Regions from separate parts of the Homo sapiens genome. Here all the other regions are linked to region 3. A link is a contact called in ENCODE Hi-C or POLR2A ChIA-PET data. All regions are on one chromosome and are shown on one strand. Each heading gives the region's core, a stretch centred on a gene start or an enhancer-like site at or near the end of the contact. The rest is flanking DNA. Distances are from core to core; before and after follow the strand shown.

Region 1 (2,700 bases), core at 49-2,548, 1.8 Mb before region 3:
CATTTACAACCTATTCTCTCTGAAGCCTGCTACCTGGGGCTTCCTCTGCATAATGGGAACCCTGGTCTCCACAACCTCTCATCTTAACCCAGACATTCTCTTCTGTTGATTCTAGGTCTTTAGATGATAATACAACTTTTTCAACCAATTGTCAATCAGAAAATCTTTGAATGTATCTATGACTTGAAGCCTCTGCTTTGAGTTGTCCTGCCTTCCCGGACCAAACCAACGTACATTTTCTATGTATTGATTTATTTCTTGTATCTCCCTAATATATATAAAACCAAACTGTAACCTGACCACCTTGGGCAGGATCTCCTGAGGTCTGTGTCACGGGCTATTGGTCACTCATATTTGGCTCAGAATAAATCTCCAAGTATTTTATAGAGTTTGACTGTTTTTGTAGACACCTGGGACAGGAACTCTTGGCAGAGCAGACCCCTGGAGGCAGCACCCCTGCTGCTGTGCCTGCTTTCAAAACCCCATGGCTCGTCCTTCGTCCCCTCCTCTCTGTCTCTCTGTGACTTGAAGAAGGATGAAAGGCGGCCTGCAGGTGGACCACAAAAGTGGGAAGCATCATTCCCACCCAAGAAAGGAAAGAGAACAGAAGACGCCTGATCAGAGCCTTCCTGAGGTCTCATCTCCCCTATCTCCGGGGAGCTGAGAACCACCCCCAAGGATTTGGTGGGTCCCCTCCCCAACAGGCCCCTCCACCTCTGGTGAAAGAGCTCTGCCCACTTCTCTGCTTAGTCTGAGCTGATAGGAGGGAAAAGGAGAGCACTGTATGAGTCACAGGTCTCATTACCTCCCCTCATAGCCCAGGGGAAGGGGAGATGGCAGAGGCGGGTAGCAGGCAGGGCTGGGGATGTGCCATGGGGTTCCCCTGGCTTCTCCCCACAGAGGCTGAACCTCCTGGGGGAACATTTGAAAGCCTCAGAGACCAGCTATGGTGCCAAATACTAATGGCCTCAGTTTCCCTTCCTATCCCCCACCTTTGCACGAGTGTGAGTACTCACCCCCCGTCAACTATGTGACCTTGGGAAGACCCCTCTGAAAGACCTCACACCATTCATGTTAGTCCTCCTTCCCCACCTCCCCACACCATCCACACACCACATGCATCAAGCCCCACCGACTTCAGTCCTCAGCATCCTCGCCCCTCAAGAGGGCTGAGAAAAGGAACCATGCTCTTCACGAGCCACCATACAGACGTGGGAATTCCCCTGAAGGTCAGAACCACAGCTCCTTCTCAGCAACTCCTTCTGGCCCCAGGAGTGGGAGGTCTCATGGTCCCAAACAAAACGGAATTGCCTGTGACTCATACCCAGCCCTGCCTATTGAGAAATCTACTTCCGGTGTTGGGGGTGTGGGGTGGTGCGGAACTGGAGCCAGGAAGGGGTGTGTTTGTGTGTGTGTGTGTGTGTGTGTGTGTGTGTGTGTGTGTTCCTCAGCTTCCTGGCTACTGAGTCTTCTCAAGACCAGAGCTCCCTGGCTTTTCAGAAAACCAGCTCTCAAATCATCTAGATCATCTATCCCCCTTACTAGGTAGTCCAGTGTGGCCCAAAGCCTATTTGGACTTTTTTTTTCTTAAAGGAGAAGAAAAAAAGAACCAAGTGAAAACAGAAAATAATTCAGCCACGTGAAGCTGAATTATTATAGCTGCCCCATGTGAGTCGGGAAAGAGAAGGGTGCTTCCTAAAACATGTTAGACAAGGCACTCTGCGGCTTAGTCCCATCCTCCACGCCCCGAAGTCTGCAGCTCTCTCATCATCTTTGCTGCTTGAGTTTTGAGAGGGGCCCAGTGTGCCTTCTGCAAAGCCTGTGCCACTTGCTTCGAAATGTGGCTGTCTCTGGAGGGTTCTCACGAGTCCCACGCTGGATCCTGAGGGCACAGAACTGAAGCTGTTTCAGTTTTTGGTTTGCATGTTGTTGTTACTGTCGCAAAAGGGAAATATCAACTTGGATATTAACAAAATGGAGAACTGAGACCCACCCTGCGATTTTTGCCATTTTCTCATTTTGGTAGAACAAGAGCAAAGAACAAAGGCGCCTTCTAATGGCATAACCTAACTTTTAAGGTAACAGCATCATTATATGTTTAAAGCAAGAAAAGAAGAGGAAATAATGTTTGTCAAAATCTATCATGTGTCAGACATTTTACCGAACTTTCTCCCCTAAGCCCAATGACATAGGTACTTGTGTCCCCATTCCATGATGGGGAAATGGGGGCTAAGAAAGGTGCGGTGACTTGGTTAAGGTCATACGTGTAGAGATGAATGCTAGAGAAAGGATTCAAAATCAGGTCTGGCTGTTGCTGAGTTTCCTGTATTTTCCAAGTTCTTACACTTTCCCTAACTTCCCTGCCTTCATCTCTGTCCTCTCCTCTGCTTACTCTGTTCTTTTCTGTTCCTCAAACACACAAAGCTCATTCCCACATCAGGACTTTCTGTCTCTCTTTGTTTGGCTGCTTCCTTTCTTATCATTTGGGACTCATCACAAAGGCCACCTTCTTGTAAGGTGACCTGACCATTCCTTTTAAAGTAGTACCCTCTGGGATATTGCTCTGTTAATTTACTTTACAGTACTTCTCACTCACCTACTTTGTTTATTTCCGTAGTCTGTGACCCCCTACCCACCCCTCACTGACCCTGCAACAGACACTAGAATGTAGGGCTAGTGAGAGCAGAGGCCTCTTCTTTC
Region 2 (2,700 bases), core at 114-2,613, 1.2 Mb before region 3:
GGCCTAGGTATTACTGCTTTTGATGCAAGATTTTTCTTCTCAGTCGCTTTGCAAGCCGGGGACCCCCAGCCAGTGACGCCCTGCCCAGGTCTCACTCAGCCCATCCAGCTCACCAACTATGTTATAGCTTGTACCCATATTCAGCGGTTCCGGATCTCTTGTGCCGCACCCAAGAAGAATGAGGATACGTGGGGCATTGAAGGGTGAGGAGGGCGGAGAATAATTTTCTTGAGCAGTGAAAACGGCTTTCAGTGGGGGGGCGGGGGGATGGTGGGGGGTGGAGGTGGGGCACTGGTTCCCCTACCCCAAGATTGGAAAGTTGTCCCCTCCCCGTCCCTCCCCACACCTTGTGTGACTGGGTCTGGGGCCTTTTATAGACTCAGAATGGGGACTGCCGATTTGTTTGTTAGTACGCAAAAAAAGGTTAAAGGGAAGACACCACTCAAAGGTGGGCATGACAGTGTAGAAAACCAATTAGGAAAAGGTAAGTTTATGTAAAATAAGCGAAGGGTGGGGATCAATCAGAGGAAAGTGTGCCAAATGGTAGGACAAGTTCTCAATCCAGTCTGAGGATTTAACATACAGCTTGACTTTCAGGTTTTAAACTCTTCGGCTTGGAGATGGGGTTTCACCGGGGACCCACCCCATCTTCCTACCCATTTGGCTGACTCCTGCTAGTTTGACTTTTAAAAAGCTCCCCGGGTGGCTTGTAATCCCAGCACTTTGGGAGGCCAAGGCAGGAGGATCACTTGAGGCCAGGGGTTTGAGACCAGCCTGGGCAATATAGTGAAACCCCATCTCTACAAATTAATTAATTAATTAACTAATTAACCAAGTGTGGTGGCTGGTACCTATAGTTGTATCTACTCAGGAGGCAGAAGCAGAAACCTGGCTCAAAAAAAAAAAAAAAAAAACTCTCGAGGTGATATGACTATGCAGGCAATGAGGCAATGTTGAGAGCCGCTATATATTAGAACATGAGAAATTTAGGTACTTTTGGGCCTCTCATTTTCAGTTTAGCTCAAAGTAATCATGGCTACTGAATGCCTCCTATTCATTGAAGAAGCTTTTGAGAAAAGAAGAGAGATTTCCATCTTCATGAGCAGGAGAGGTGAGATGTGAAGCTCACCAAAAGCATCAAAATTTCTACCAAATTCAATGGTGATAACAGTATTTAATAACTCATCCAGCAAAGACAGTTGCTCACCCGGAGAAAGGGGTGGGTTAGTCCCCACAGTCAGAATTCATTATAAGAGCACTGCACTCAGAGGCGGTAAAGAGTGACACGCACCTCCCACACACCTCAAGTCCAGATGCCACAATCCCCCACGGGGAGCTCAGAGCCTCCCACTCACTTCTTGGCTTTGAAGCCCTAAGTATCGAGGGTGTGTAAGACAGCAAGCAGCCTCTTCTCACCAGTGTCTGATGTCAGGGAATGTGCAAAAGGGTGACAGCCTGTCAGGGTAGAGCTCTAGGGGGCCACTCCCCTGGGATGGGCAGAGCCTCAGCATCCTACTTCACAAATAACTGTGAACTGGGGCCATCTTTCCACCAAACCAGGAACTTGACAATTAGCACATTATAACTGGATCCCCCAAACTGGGGGCCACTGGCATATTCCCAAGGACCCACATTTTTTTCCCCATTTAAAGGGATCTGAGCATTACTAAAATGTAAAAAACACTGTGGATTGGCTTTTCAACAGAAAGAGGCAAATTTTTTTTTAAGACAGAGAGTCAGGGTCTGTTCTGTCACCTGGGCTGAAGTGCAGTGGCAAGATCATAGCTCATGGAAACCTTGAACTCCTGGGCTCAAGGAATCCCCTCACCTCAGCCTCTCAAGCAGCTAGGACTATAGGTACATGCCACCACACCCGGCAAATTTCTTTTCTTTTCTTTCCTTTTTTTTTTTTTTTTTGTAGAGACAGAGGTCTTGCAATGTTGCCCAGGCTGGTCTCAAACTCCTGGCCTCAAGTAATCCTCCTCCCTGGGCTACCCAAAATGCTGGGATCACAGGCATGATCAACCTCCCTGGCTGAGGCAACATTATATAGGATGTTACCACAGAAATAATAGACAAACCCTCATGTTTCTACACTATGAGTAAGACTGAAATCTCCCTTTAAAAAAACAATTTTTAAAAAGATCAAATAGCTAAGACTGGAACCAGCTCAACAGCTGGCTACTGAATGTCCTTATAGAAACATCATCACCCTAACATCATCATCTGAATGAATCTAGAATATCTAAGCTTTTGGTTATTATACTGTCTTTCCATTAAATGAGGTAGGAGTAGAAAGAAAAAGACCATGCCTTTGTATCCCCTATGCCTGTGATTACACAGAGTCTGAATCAGACTGACCTGTGTTTGAATTTTGACCCTGACATTTATTTGCTCTATTTATTTGGCCTTGAATGCTAATGAAGTCTATGAATTTCAGGTTTTTCATCTCTAAAATGGGAATAATAAGCCTTAGTATCTAGGATCAGGGTGAGCAGAGAGAATGCGCAGATTGCATTTAGCACAGTGCCTAGAAACCAACAAATAGAGATATGATCATTAATTATTCACCACTGAACACTAGCTGAAGCTTCACCTCCTTTGTGTAGGCTTCCTTGACAAAAATGCTTACGCGCACGCGCGCGCGCACACACACACACACACACACACACACACACACACACACACACACACACTTTG
Region 3 (2,700 bases), core at 112-2,611:
TGGTATGTACTCAATAAATGGTAGCTTGTGTCCTCTCCTGTCCTTCTTCACATCCCTTGGCTTATCATCTGCAAGAAGGGGCAGTAAGGCTCTTTGGTAAGCGGGTTTCTTTGACTGGAATGCCCAATCCTCTACTGCCAACCCTCTATCCATCTATTGTAAAAACTACAGAATTCCTGGCCATCTAACTGGGCAACAAAAGTGAAGGCCAAGAGAAGATACCCAATGCCATCTTCTCCCATTCCAGCTGGAGGACTAAGACTCTAGGAGGCAAGGGGAAAGGGTGTCCTGGCTTTACTGTGAGAACTGGAGCAACTAAATTTTCTTCTCTGGGAGTCAGTTTTCCCTTTAGAAGGAGAGAGCTGGGCTGGAGGGCCCCAGGGGAATATGGATCGGTGGCAAAAAGAATGCTCAGCAAGCAATTTAACTCCTCAGACCGTGCCCCATCTTCAAAATGAGTGACAATAAAATGAATAATTGCACGTGGTCCACAAGGCCCCTGAATTTAAGTAAATCACACAAAGTGCTTAGCAGAGTCCCATGAACATAACGCGTTCCATAGATGTTACCTCTATTCCTGCTATTGTCATCATTCCGACCCTAACATTCAAGGTGTCTCTATTAAGCAAAAGGATTCCTTTGTGAATAATTTTAATCCGCCAATGTACTCAAGGGTCTATCTTAAGCACAGCTCTAGAGCCCTGATTGTAGCGCTTTCCATGGCCTGACGACCAGCTTTCCTGTCTCAAGGGGAAATCTGAGAATGGCCGAACAGCCATGACAGTCCTCTCGAAGAGTTCATTCCCCCTTCTCTCCGCGACCTGCTGAGGTCTGAGCCCGACTTCCCCAGCACGCCCATCTCAGTCACCATTGGTCGCCTCCTCGCTGGCGTGACTAAGACCCAGCCCTCTTCTCGCTGGGACCACTCTGAGGCGATCTGCGGAAGCTGAGGGGCCTCGGAGGAGGGGCCGCGATGCATCTCGGGCTTTGTAGTCCACCTGCACAACTACAGCCAGAGAGCGGGGCCTCACGAACCGGAGAACTACAATCCCCAGCAGCCGGGCGGAAGCGGAGCGAGGGGGGGCTCGCGTCACGTGGGCGTTCGGCCTGGGCGGGCTATTTCTCAGTGCGGCGGCGGCGGCGGTGGCGGCGGCTCCGGGGACCGGGGCCTTTTGTTTGGAGCGGCTGCGGGGGGGCCCCGGAGCGGCGAGGCCGGCGGCCTTCCCCAGCTTGCTCGGTCCCGGCCACCCCTCGCGGGGGTGGGGGGCCGCCCCCTGGGCCGGGCATCTCCTCAGGCGCCGCCGCCCCGCCCTAGGCCGGCCCCGCCCGGCCTGAGGGGAGGAACCGGCCGGGCCTCGCCGCGCGGCCCAGCCACCTCCGGAGTCGCCGCCTCTGCTCTCAGTGCCCCGGATCGGAGGCCGTCCATCGCCCCTCGGGCCGACGCCATGAAGATCAAAGATGCCAAGAAACCCTGTAAGACGGGGGCTGGGGCCCGCCAGGTTGGGAGGGCACCCTTGGGCCCCGTCTGAAAGCCCCTTGGCTGGGCGGTCGGCTTCCAAGCCCGTCGCTCCTCGCCGGCGCTTCGTCCGGTATGGGGGCGGAGGGACCATTTGAGCCACGAGTTCGAGGCTTCCGTCCTCCCCATCCCCCTATTCATGCATGGTGAATGCCTGCCGCCCCCTAGCCTTTCCTCCCACTTTCTCTTCGAGATCTGGGAGGTGCCAGAGGGAATTTCTGATTCTGATTTTTGTCAAACCAGACTAGTCTCCTCTCCCAGCTCCCCCTGAATTCAGGTTGAAAAGAGGCGGTCGCGGCTGTCAGGTTGCGCTGGCGGCTTTTAGCACCTGTTTTTAGGGATTTCCGGGCTTCCTGCTTGTGTCCTTGAAATGCCGGTGGGTTCCTGGGAGTTGTCACTGTTGTTACAGTTGGAGCTTTCAAACGTACGTGCATGCAGTCTGCCAGTGTGTAATTGCTTTGGCTTGTTTTTGTTTAGAATATCAACTAGTTCATGTTTGTTTTAGAAAACGCAGATAAACAAGAAAGATAAAGTCACCCGTATTCCCCGCACCCGGAGCGAACCGCTATTAATATTATGGTGAATACCCGTAGATATTTTTCTATGCATGTACTTAAATTCTGACTATGCTTTTAGAAAGGTCGACTTTCATTTGCTTCCTTTTATGTTTAGTCTTTTAAAAACCTTTTATTCCAGTAATTGACTTATTTAATCACCCAGCCATTGTGATTGTCACTCTTTTTAAGTATAGCCTCCCAGAAGGACTAGGAACGTGGGGATTCATGCTCATCTTAGAGTCGTATTGATACTTTTGCTGTTTTTACAGTGTTTCATGTGATCTCTTTAACTGTTAAGAAATCCACAACTATAAAACAGGGCGCTGACACCTTCCCTGCCCGCCTATCGGGGTTCCTGTAAAACTCACCTGAGAGGCAACAAGCCAAAACCCTGTGAAAACTACAAATTCCTATATAACTGTAAGGTAATTTGGTCTTAACTTCACAGGTGAGGAAATTGAACTTAGCCCCAGAGTAACTTTTCCAAGCATGTACCAACCATGTGCTATGTGGTTCATAACTCTAAGGGGACTGACTCATAATACAGTGTTCTTTCTCTTGCACCCATAGAGCATTGTCTAAGTACTTTATCTGGTAGTTTCATCTGTTAATTAAAATTTTTAAAAA

The links. A loop is a pair of places that touch in the nucleus more often than their neighbours do. ChIA-PET counts read pairs that join two places held with the same protein, here RNA polymerase II (POLR2A). Pooled maps may share reads with other maps.
Region 1: a map of natural killer cell shows a loop between it and region 3 (16-fold over the local background). The contact joins the promoter of LINC01366 here to the promoter of PANK3 in region 3. A Hi-C loop is called at or near these places in 2 of 168 maps with a recorded cell type or tissue (CD8-positive, alpha-beta T cell and natural killer cell), 4 of 37 single-sample maps with no recorded cell type and 10 of 50 pooled maps.
Region 2: a map of IMR-90 shows a loop between it and region 3 (5-fold over the local background). The contact joins the enhancer-like site here to the promoter of PANK3 in region 3. A Hi-C loop is called at or near these places in 1 of 168 maps with a recorded cell type or tissue (IMR-90), 1 of 37 single-sample maps with no recorded cell type and 6 of 50 pooled maps. POLR2A ChIA-PET finds 5 or more read pairs at or near these places in 1 of 52 experiments (CD8-positive, alpha-beta memory T cell).

The regions. Positions count from the first base shown.
Region 1 is chr5:170,329,991-170,332,690 of GRCh38, reverse strand. It overlaps LINC01366 (long intergenic non-protein coding RNA 1366), which reads right to left and starts at 1,298. Exons shown (of 2, transcript NR_108025.1): 1 at 1,114-1,298. RefSeq lists enhancers at 1,062-1,231, 796-1,995.
Region 2 is chr5:169,804,434-169,807,133 of GRCh38, reverse strand. The region is part of intron 26 of DOCK2 (dedicator of cytokinesis 2); the gene reads right to left. Among named protein-coding and RNA genes, the nearest start is that of DOCK2, 170 kb to the right of the region's middle. RefSeq lists enhancers at 1,584-1,633, 1,764-1,813. Within about 2 kb of position 1,363, at least 3 of the 41 ENCODE cell types and tissues checked have a DNase peak (open chromatin) inside an H3K27ac peak, as active enhancers do; they include IMR-90, where a contact is called at or near this core.
Region 3 is chr5:168,578,029-168,580,728 of GRCh38, reverse strand. It overlaps PANK3 (pantothenate kinase 3), which reads left to right and starts at 1,361. Exons shown (of 7, transcript NM_024594.4): 1 at 1,361-1,473. The coding sequence starts at 1,446. RefSeq lists a silencer at 1,084-1,413 and enhancers at 930-1,473, 1,564-1,633.